2 separate regions of the Homo sapiens genome follow, and region 2 is linked to region 1. A link is an interaction called in ENCODE POLR2A ChIA-PET data of the cell type or tissue named here. Cell type or tissue: OCI-LY7. All regions are shown on one strand.

Evidence for each region. Peaks named below come from ENCODE experiments on the same cell type or tissue, not always from the same donor. Only the 100,000 strongest peaks of a DNase experiment are listed, where the experiment ranks them.
Region 2: POLR2A ChIA-PET joins it to region 1 with 22 read pairs; 3 of 35 experiments call an interaction of 5 or more read pairs at or near these places.

The regions. Positions count from the first base shown.
Region 1 is chr3:191,289,072-191,294,071 of GRCh38, forward strand. All of the region lies in intron 4 of UTS2B (urotensin 2B), which reads right to left. Among named protein-coding and RNA genes, the nearest start is that of CCDC50, 38 kb to the right of the region's middle. In OCI-LY7, no CTCF peak of the experiment used is centred here; no DNase peak of the experiment used is centred here; H3K4me3 peaks cover 1,278 bases; H3K27ac peaks cover 613 bases.
Region 2 is chr3:191,346,555-191,351,554 of GRCh38, forward strand. The region is part of intron 1 of CCDC50 (coiled-coil domain containing 50); the gene reads left to right. Among named protein-coding and RNA genes, the nearest start is that of UTS2B, 19 kb to the left of the region's middle. In OCI-LY7, no CTCF peak of the experiment used is centred here; no DNase peak of the experiment used is centred here.

The sequences.
Region 1 (5,000 bases):
TAGAACTACCAGATGATCCAGCATTCCCACTACTGTTTATATATCTAAAAGAAATCAGCCAGGCGCAGTGGCTCACGCCTGTAATCCCAGCACTTTGGGAGACCGAGGTGGGTGGATCACGAAGTCAGGAGATCGAGACCATCCTGGCTAACATGGTGAAACCCCATCTCTACTAAAAATATAAAAAATTAGCCAGGCATGGTGGCAGGCGCCTGTAGGCCCAGGTGCTCGGGAGGCTGAGGCAGGAGAATGGCGTAAACCTGGGAGACAGAGCTTGCAGTGAGTGGAGATTGCGCCACTGCACTCCGGCCTGGGCAACAGACCAAGACTCCATCTCAATAAATAAATAAATAAATAAATAAATAAATAAATAAATAAAAAACAAACGAAATTAATATGTTCAGTGCTCTAACATATTCATCACGGCATTATTCCCAATGGCCGTGATATTGAATCAAGCTATGTCTATGATGGGATGAAAACGTAAAGAAAATGTGGTATATATGCACAATTGAAATGTCTTCAGTCATTTAAAAGAAGAAAATCCTCTCATTTGTGATAAAATATATAAGCTTGAAGGATATTATGTTCAATAAAATAAAACAGACACAGAAGGACAAATATTTTTATTTGTCATAATTTCACTTTTATGTGGAATCTAAGAAAATGTGAACTATTAGAAGCAGAGAGGAAAATGGTAGTTACCAGGAGCTTGGGTTGTGGGGAAGGGAGAATGTGTAAGAGATGTTTAAAAGACACAAAATATCAGTTAGATAGCAGAAGTTAAGTTTCAGAAATCTGTACAGCCTAGTGATATCATTAATAACAATGTATTTTATTGTTGAAAATCACTAAAGAAGTAAATTTTAAGTGTTCTCACCACACAAAAATGTTGTATGTGAAGGAATCATATGCTAATTTCTTCAATTTAGTCATAACATAATGTATACATATTTCAATACATCATGTTGTACACAATAGATGTACAGAATTTTGTCAAATTTTTAATGAATTGATTTTTAAAAAGAGACATAGACAAAGAAGTCCCTGTTTCATGACCATTTCCATCCACTTTGGGGAAAAGTCTGCAAAGATCTTTAATTAAATCTTTTATCTCTCTCTCTCCTTAATAAAATACTAAATTCTTGTCATGAGTGCATAACCAAATCATTCAAATAAAAGCAGATGTTTACTATCGATTGTATTGGATGGATAAATGAAGTTAGAATATTTGTTTGAGGAGTTCTTGTTATACACATTTATAGTATATAGCAATATTATTGTTGCCATTTATTGAGCAATCATCACATGCCAGGCCCTGTACTAAGCACCTCACAAATAGTACCTCATTTAATTTCCATAGCAATCCCTCAACAATTGCACAACTATAATTTTTCATCTTTTACAGTAAAAGAAGACAGTTTTGGAACCAAAAGTGAAACCCAGATCTACCCAACGCAGAGCTACATGCTTAACCCACATGATCTCTTGCCCACATATCACAATTGGGGAAACACAGAGATAGAAAATGATTGCTCCAATAACAGAGACCCCCATTTTAAAGAAAACTTAGAAACATTTGAACTTTGTATTTTCAATAGCAATACTTTAATAACTCAGTCTATGTATCAATTACAGGATATAAATGGCATTTCCATTTTGTCAATGAAGGCTTCGTCAAGTTATAATTTACAGGGAACAGATAGCTTTAAGATTCACTTGCATCTGACTATTTCTCACGATGAGTGACAAGAAAAGCACAGATAAGTGTTTGTATGGTGACTCAAACTGATTTGAATAATTACTTTCAGACTCCAGTAAGCTCTTGGCCTTATTACTTTTTTTGTAGTAAGAAAATTGAACAATTTTATTTTTACTTCTCTCTGACTATTAATTCTTGGTAGAATTCCTTACATGTAGTTAAATGAAAAAAATAGCGGAAGGAAGGAAGCAAAAGTAGAGTTTCTGACATCCTGACAAGACGGTGCTTGGAGTTCTTTTTTTCATTTAAAAGAGTTAACAATGGCCTGAATTTGTTGAAATAAAGTAGAAACATCTGTTCAAATACTTGGCCCTTTTTAAAAATTGAGTATTTTTATTGTTAAGTTGTAAGAGTTCATTGTATTCTGGATTCTAGTTCCTTATCAGATACATAATTTGAAAACATTTTTTCACAATCTGAGGGTAGTTTCACTTTCTTGATCATGTCTTTTGAAGAACAAAGGGTTTTATTTGAAAAAAGTCCAATGTATCTATTTTTTCTTGTGTTTCTTGTTTTTGAGTACTATAAGAAACTATTAGCTACTTGAAAGTCACAAAGATTTATGCCTATATTATTATCTAAGAGTTCTATAGTGAAACTCTAAAATTTAGGTCTTTGAACCACTTTCTTTTTTTTTGAGACAGAGTCTCACTCTGTCACCCAGGCTGGAGTGCAGTGGCGCCATCTCGGCTCACTGCAAGCTCCACCACCTGGGTTCATGCCATTCTCCTGCCTCAGCCTCCTGAGTAGCTGGGACTACAGGCGCCCACCACCACACCTGGCCAATTATTTGTATTTTTAGTGGAGACAAGGTTTCACCACGTTCACCAAGATGGCCTCCATCTCCTGACCTCGTGATCCACCCACCTCAGCCTCTCAAAGTGCTGGGATTACATGCGTGAGCCACCGCGCCCGGCCTGATCTACTTTAAGTAAAGTTTTATATATGGTGTGAGGTTGGGTTTCACCTTTATTTATTTATTTATTTTCGCATGTGGATATCTAGTTGTCTCACCACATTTGTTTAGAAGATAATTCTTTCCCCCATGAATGGTCTTGGTAGCTTGTCATAGATGTATGGTTTTATTTCTGAACTATAAATTTTATTCCATTGACCAATTTGTCCATTCTTATACAAGTAAAATATTGTTTATTAATGTAGCTTTGTAGTAAGCCTTGAAATTGGAAAGTGTGAGACTTCTAATGGTCTATTGTGAAAAGCTGTTTTGATTTCTCTGTATCCCTTGCATTTCCATATACATTGTAGGATCAGCTTGCCAATTTCTGAAAAAAAAAAAAGAGGTTGCAGGAGGGAAGCTAAGATTTTGGTAGAGGTTGCACTAAATTTGTGAATTAATTTGGAGAATTTTTCCATCTTAAAAATGTTATGCCTGGATCTGTGAACACAGAATATCTTTATAATTAATTAGGTCTTTAATTTCTTTCAATGTTGTTTTGTAATTTTCAGTGAACAAGTCTTATGCTTCTTTGGTTCAATTTACTCCTAAATATGTTATATTTTTGATGCTATTTCAAGTGGAATTACTTTCTTAATTTTATTTTTTGCGTTGTTCTTTGCTAGGACATGAAATTGTCCTATAATTGATTTTTGCATATTGATCTTTGTATTGATTGATTTTGTATAATTGATTTTTGCATATTGATCTTATATTTTGCAATCTTGCTGAACCCATTTATTAGCTCTGTTTATTTATTTTTTCATAGATTCCTTAGGATTTTGTACATAGAAGATCATGTCAACAAATAGAGACAGTTTTACTCTTTCCTTTTCAATTTGGGTATCTTTTATTTCTTTTTCCTACCTAATTGTCCTGGTTAGAACCTCCAGTACAATGTTGAATAAAAGTGGTGAAAGTGGACCTCTTTGTCTTTTTCTTGAGCTTAGAGGGTAAAGCTTTCAACTTTTACTGTTAAGGATGATGTTAATTCTGGATTTTTTTGTAGCTGCCCTTTACCAGATTGAGGAAGTTCCCTTCAGTTTCTAGTTTGTTGAGTGTTTTTATTATGAAATGCTATTACATTTTGTCAAATGCCTTTTCCCCTCTATTGAGACGACTATAGAATAAAATTCCCCCAGGAGGCAGAAGGTGCAGTGAGCAGGTATCGCACACTGCGCTCCAGCCTGGGCAACAGAGAAAGACCTCGTCTTAAAAAAAAAAAGAATAAAGTTCTCATCCTTTATTCTGTTAATATGTTGTATAACATTGATTAATTTTTGTTTGTTAAATAAACCTTGTATTCCAGGATAAATCTTATTTGGTGATGTTGTGTGTTACTTTTTATATGTTGCTGGACTGTTTACTAGTATTTTATTAGCAACTTTTGCATCTATATTTATAAGAGATGCTCTGTAGTTTTATTTTATATATGTCATTGTCCAGTTTTGATATCAGGGCAATACTGGCCTTGTAGAATGAATTGAAAATGGTCTCTTCTCTTTTAAGTTTTTGAAGAGTTTGTAAAGGATTAGTGTTAATTCTTCCTTAAACATCTGGTAGAATTCAATAGTGAATTCATCTGTTGTTTTATTGTGGGAAGTTATCTTGAAATACTGATTCAACCTTTTTACTTCTATAGATCAATTCTATTTCTTCTTAATTTGGATTTGCTAATTTTTGTCTTTCTAAGAATTTATCCATTCCATATAGGTTTCTAATTGTTGGCATTCAATTATTCATAATATTCCTTTGTAACTATTTTGTCTCTGTAAAGTTGGCAGTAATATCCCCAAACTTGAAATTTGATTATATTTTTTAAATCTGTAAATATTCTGTCTCATCTTTATTAAGAAGAGCCATGAGATATACAGACATTTCATCCAGAAGGGGCTTTGATCTAGTGGATGAGCATGGCAGCAGGAATTTTCAAACATAAACATGCTATAATGTGGAAGTTTAGTCTATTTTCAAGCAGTATCTTCAATAGTGGTTGAGAACATGAAAGATGCCTAAGTAGAAGTGAGGGCCTGGTGCAGTGGCTCACGCCTGTAATCCCAGCACTTTGAGAAGCCGGGGGTGGGGGAGTCGGGGCGGATCTCCTGAGGTCAGGAGTTCAAGACCAGCCTGACCAACATGGAGAAACCCTGTCTCTACTAAAAATACAAAATTAGCCGGGCGTGGTGACACACGCCTGTAATCCCAGCTACTCGGGTGGCTGAGGCTGGAGAATCGCTTGAACCTGGGAGGGGGAGGTTGCGGTGAGCCAAGATCGCGCCATTG
Region 2 (5,000 bases), 57 kb after region 1:
CTACATGGATGATTATCCATAGGGTGTATAAAAATAACAGACCTCAGAATGTCAGTTGTTTCTACAAAACACCTACATACACTCTGGAGAATGTGAGTGCTTTGAGGCTGGAACTAGGACCAGTGGATAATCACTATAGGTTGGCAGATTTTGTCCTTTTGAAGACAGTTTTACCTCTGGTTATTGGAAAAATGGGCTGTGTTTTAAAATAAAGGGAGTTTCCGGTGGCTGAAACATTTAAAAGGAGTCCAGATGATTGCTTGGACAAGATAAGGCTGAATTTGACAACGATTAAAACCCTTTTTGATAGTGTATCTATAATTTTAATAAAGTGATAGATCAGCATCTTTTTATGAACAGTGACTGAAATTTAGAAGTATTTGAGGAAACTAGGAAGCCCAGTCTGCCATTTAGGACCATTATTATTGGAAATAGGATTACAGATTCTTGATACTCTTGACAGTTTGGTGCTCTAACCAATAAGGTGACTTTAGCAGGTCAGATATTTGTAAGAAGTTTGCAGAGGATCCTGAGTTATGCTATTCTGGTGTTTGTAAAACTTTTTGTGAAAAAGGCAGCTTTCTATCTGTGATGTTTATTGCAGGATAATTAACCCGGAAAATGTCTTTCTGTTACTAGAATTTCTGAAGGTTTTTCTCCTTTCTTCTTATTTTTTGGATATCAACCTTGAGTTGTGTTTTTCCATTCACCTTATACTTAATTTATTAACATTTTGTAATTCTTGGGATGATTTGGCAGTTTGCAACTACAGGGGAGTTCTAAGGATGTGGGGCAGTTTTCTCAAACCAGTAATTCTGGAGACTAGCTCCAGATTGTGCAAATTCCTGCTAGCACCTCAGCACATACTGCTTTATCTGCTTTAAATGCCACATAAATCCTAAGCACCCCGTTGCATTGTTTAGCTGAACAAATACATCCGTATGTATACACACATTTTTCTTGATTCTGAGCTCTAATCTTAACAGTGCCACTCATTTAACTATGCGATCTTGGGCATATTATTACAAATCTCAGCCATCATTTCTTTGTAAGTTGAGTGATCTGTTTAATTGTGGCCCAAAGAAACCAAGAATTGACCACCTGCCTGTATATATCACTTTTCTAGGTATTCTAGGATCCTATTAGGCAACATATCCTTTCATTATAATAAAGCTGAAATTCCAGGTGAAGGAATTTACTGTTGTTTGAGGTAGTATTGATAGACATGTAGCTCCATAGCCTTGTTTCAGATAAGCTGGAGGATGTGGATGAATGAATATGCTGGATGGATGTGGGTGGAAAAATTCAACATTTCGTGTTATGTCCTGTGCACTAGTCGTCATTGTTCTCAGGATCCATCTTTTTCACAAGCATTTATTTGAAAGTCACTATCCTGGGCACTGGGATAAATGTTGGAGATAAAATGATCCATAATATTTTTCTTGCCTTTCAGGATCTAGAATATATGCTGGGGAAACATGAGTAAAAATTTTTAATGATATAATTAGTGCTACAGTTCTATCCTGTAAACTACGTGCTATGAAAGCACTGAAAGAAAATGATAGATGAGTCTGCTGTATGTTTGTGAGTCAGCTACATAGGTGACATTTGAATGGGGGTCTTGTAGGTTGATTGTGAATTTTCTAGATGGTAGAGGGGTGGTTGGGTGCTTTGGGCAGATGGAACACAGAGATTCCCCCACCATCATCTGTGTAATAATGGTGACTAAGCTTCTTTCCCATTTGCAAGCCTCTCCCATTCTCTGTGTTTCATTCTCACAACAACCAAGCAACCAAAAACAGAGACCAAAACCAATAACCATAAGAATCTCTAAACAGATGAAATATTGGTAAATATTGCTTGGTTCCTTAGTCATCTGTATAAGGTGTAGAGTGAAAATGTTTGTCTTTCACAAAGAAATTGCAAAAATTCTGTGTCGACTTTGTGGACAGTCTAGTAGTGGGATTATTATACTAAGGATAATAACTACAAGACAGTGCATCTGATTTAATTGTATTATGGATCTCTGTTTAGAAGGATCATCTATCTCCCAGACAGGTGGAATATCATGGCATATTGGAAAGAACAGGGAATTTGGAGACTTAATTAGAAAAGTAGCCCTGCCATTGATTGCTTTGACTAGTAACAAAATAAATGAAGATGGAACACCTATGTAGATTATTTGCTTAGCTTCAGCCAAAATTAGATGCCACTACCCTCCCACTGTCATACTGTGTTTAGATTTTGTTAATTTCAATGGCATGAAAATTTTAGAACACTAAAAAATGGAGAAGGATCAAAAGTTTGTGTTACCCTTTGTTCTGTAGTAAATGAATTGCTCACGTATTACTTAAGTGTTCTTTTGTTTTCAGCCTTGAGCCTGAAAGTGAGAAATTTTAGCTATCAGTGATCAGCAACTCAGAACTAAGTTTGCTTTTATGGGGCTCATAATTGGGGTATTTGAGTGAGCATAAGAGCGTGTCTGCTGTCTATAGCCAAGCATCTCTAAGCTCCCTACTTGCCCTGCTGATGGGGGTGGAGGAGGGGGTTGGTTTTGCTAATGATATTGGCGGTAGTGATATTGATGTCATTTTGTTGATCTCTATATAAAGATTGCTGGGGTTGAGAATGTAGAGGATTTTTCATTAGGATAAGATCTATTCAGTTTCTCTGAATCCCATTTCTCTTTTACTGTGGTAATTTTATTAGAACTTTTAATAAAGAGAAGAAACTCTAACAGATTAGGGAGACATTTCTTTTGTAGGGTAGCGTAAAAGTTTTACAAAATACGTTTATTATTTCAAAGTGTCATTAATATATCTTAGACACATGAGTCTAAAATTGAACAATATCTTCTCTTCCCAAATGGAGGGAAACTTGTGGATGTTGAAAAGAGGGTTAGAGAGATGAGGGCAAGTGGTAGGTCCCAAAGAGAGATTTCCCTTAGAATTTTTCACTGTAGTCACTACCTAGGGTTTCCTGTAGGTCACTTAGGAAACACTGTGAAAGAATCGGAAGGATGGGGTGGTGGGAAGAGGGTGAGAGATGAGAAGGTACTTAATGAAGTACAGTGTACATTATTCAGGTGGTGATTACGGTAAAAGCCCAGACTTCACTACTAGACAGTATATCCATATAACTAAGCTGCACTTGAAACCCTTAAATTTATACAATTAAGAAACTTTTTATTCCTGTTTTTTCAGGTGTAAATATAGGCCGACTGTGATTGCTAGAAGTCTATTCTTGGGAGACAGTGAGGCAAAGTAAACTAGGTCTCATTTTTATTTGCATTTTGGGGGACATGGAAACCACTTTCTGAATACATGTACCATCTTTACTAAAAATTACTTTTATCCTTGATTTTAAAGAACTTAATGCCCATTTATCTTATTTTAACTAGTATTTAATAATACCCCCCCCCTCCCTTTTTTTTTCCTGATACTCTAAGCAGAAATATCTGGGGCAAGAAGAGGTGGATTTGATTTCCAGTTCATTTGTTTTATTTGTTGGGTAGTCTTATTCAAGCCGTTTTATTTCTCTTGAGCCTTAGTTTCCTCATAAGTAAAATGGGGATGTTGATAAAGCCTTTATCCTCAGATGGTTAGGAGGAATAAATGTGAAAGTGCATTGTAATTTATGAAGTGCTGTATAAATTTCAGTTGTGGCTGTCTGTTATTACCAAACTTTCACAAGACAAAATGTATCTCTTGAATATCTTTCTTGTTCATAGTAGATGTTTTCATGTATACAGAACAAAGGAAAGCAAGCATAATCCCTGCTTTCAAAGCAGAGTATATAGTCCCTCTGCTACTCATAGCATTTACATAAAAAGAATAATTCACAAAATTCTACCATTCTATAAAAGGGAAAACAGACACAGGTGAAAGAAATAGCCTCTAGTTAATGTGGTATTAATCCAGGCATTTTTATGTGGATGGAAGCTTTTAAAGATGAATCATGGCAATTGTAATTTCCGAAAGTCTTAGGATGTAGGTAAAAGAACAACGGAAAGGAAATGGCTTTTTTTTCACTTCCTTTTTAGTTTATGTAGAATTAGTTGGGAAAGCACTGGGAATGTGCACATTATTTGGATAATGTGTGAAAGGAACGTGTAGCCGTTCATGGAATCAGAAAATTCTGGCTTTGGTTGAAATGGGGTGATAGATAGGTACTCATTCTGCATACTTGACTGAGGTGAAAGAAGGAGTTCTTGATAGCAGGAGTGCTGTTCACTGTTTAGATTTGGTTAATCTTGTGCAGAGCTTTTAAACTTTTGAGCAGAGTTAGTTTAGCAAAATGTCCCCCACTAAGTTTTTTTCTCACCGGCATTGCCAGTATAAATACAAGTTAAGTTCCTGATTCTTGGCCAAAATTTGAGACTGTGTTCCTTTAGTGGAAGAGTAAACAAAATTCCTGCTGCCCTTTAGGGGTATGTGTGTATGTGGGGGATGTGGCAGGGGTTGGGAGGGGGCACTTCTCTTTGTCCCTGAGAAAAAGATAAGGGGATTCTAAAGACTCTTACCCCATCACTTGTAAATCTGAATCACCTCTTTGAAACAGTCTTTAAAAAGAATATTTTGTTTCTGAGTGAGAAGGAGAGAAACTTGCTGTAAATGAGCTTTTTAAAATAACAATCTGAAATACGTTTTATGAAAAATGCTCAGAGTTTACTTATTTCTTTGTTGGTGAAAGCTGAGGAGATCTTAATCTAGTACTGTTAATGACTAAGAAAAGAATTTTTTAAAGGCTGTTTTAGGCCTCCAAATTTGATGTCATTTGGGCTGGAATTTTAAGAGACATTCAAATCAATGTTGATCAGTTTCCTTTTAAAGTGTTGAATTATTAAAATATACAAATTTTGTCTCTATTTTTCTACTGATTGCCAAGGGGAGGGCAGACAAGGGTGTTACCTGTAGAAGGAGAACAAGTAGTTCTGCTTCAAAGTTCATAGAATGCTCCTACAGTTATTGGTAGGGAATTGGGGAGTGGGCTGTGTCTGG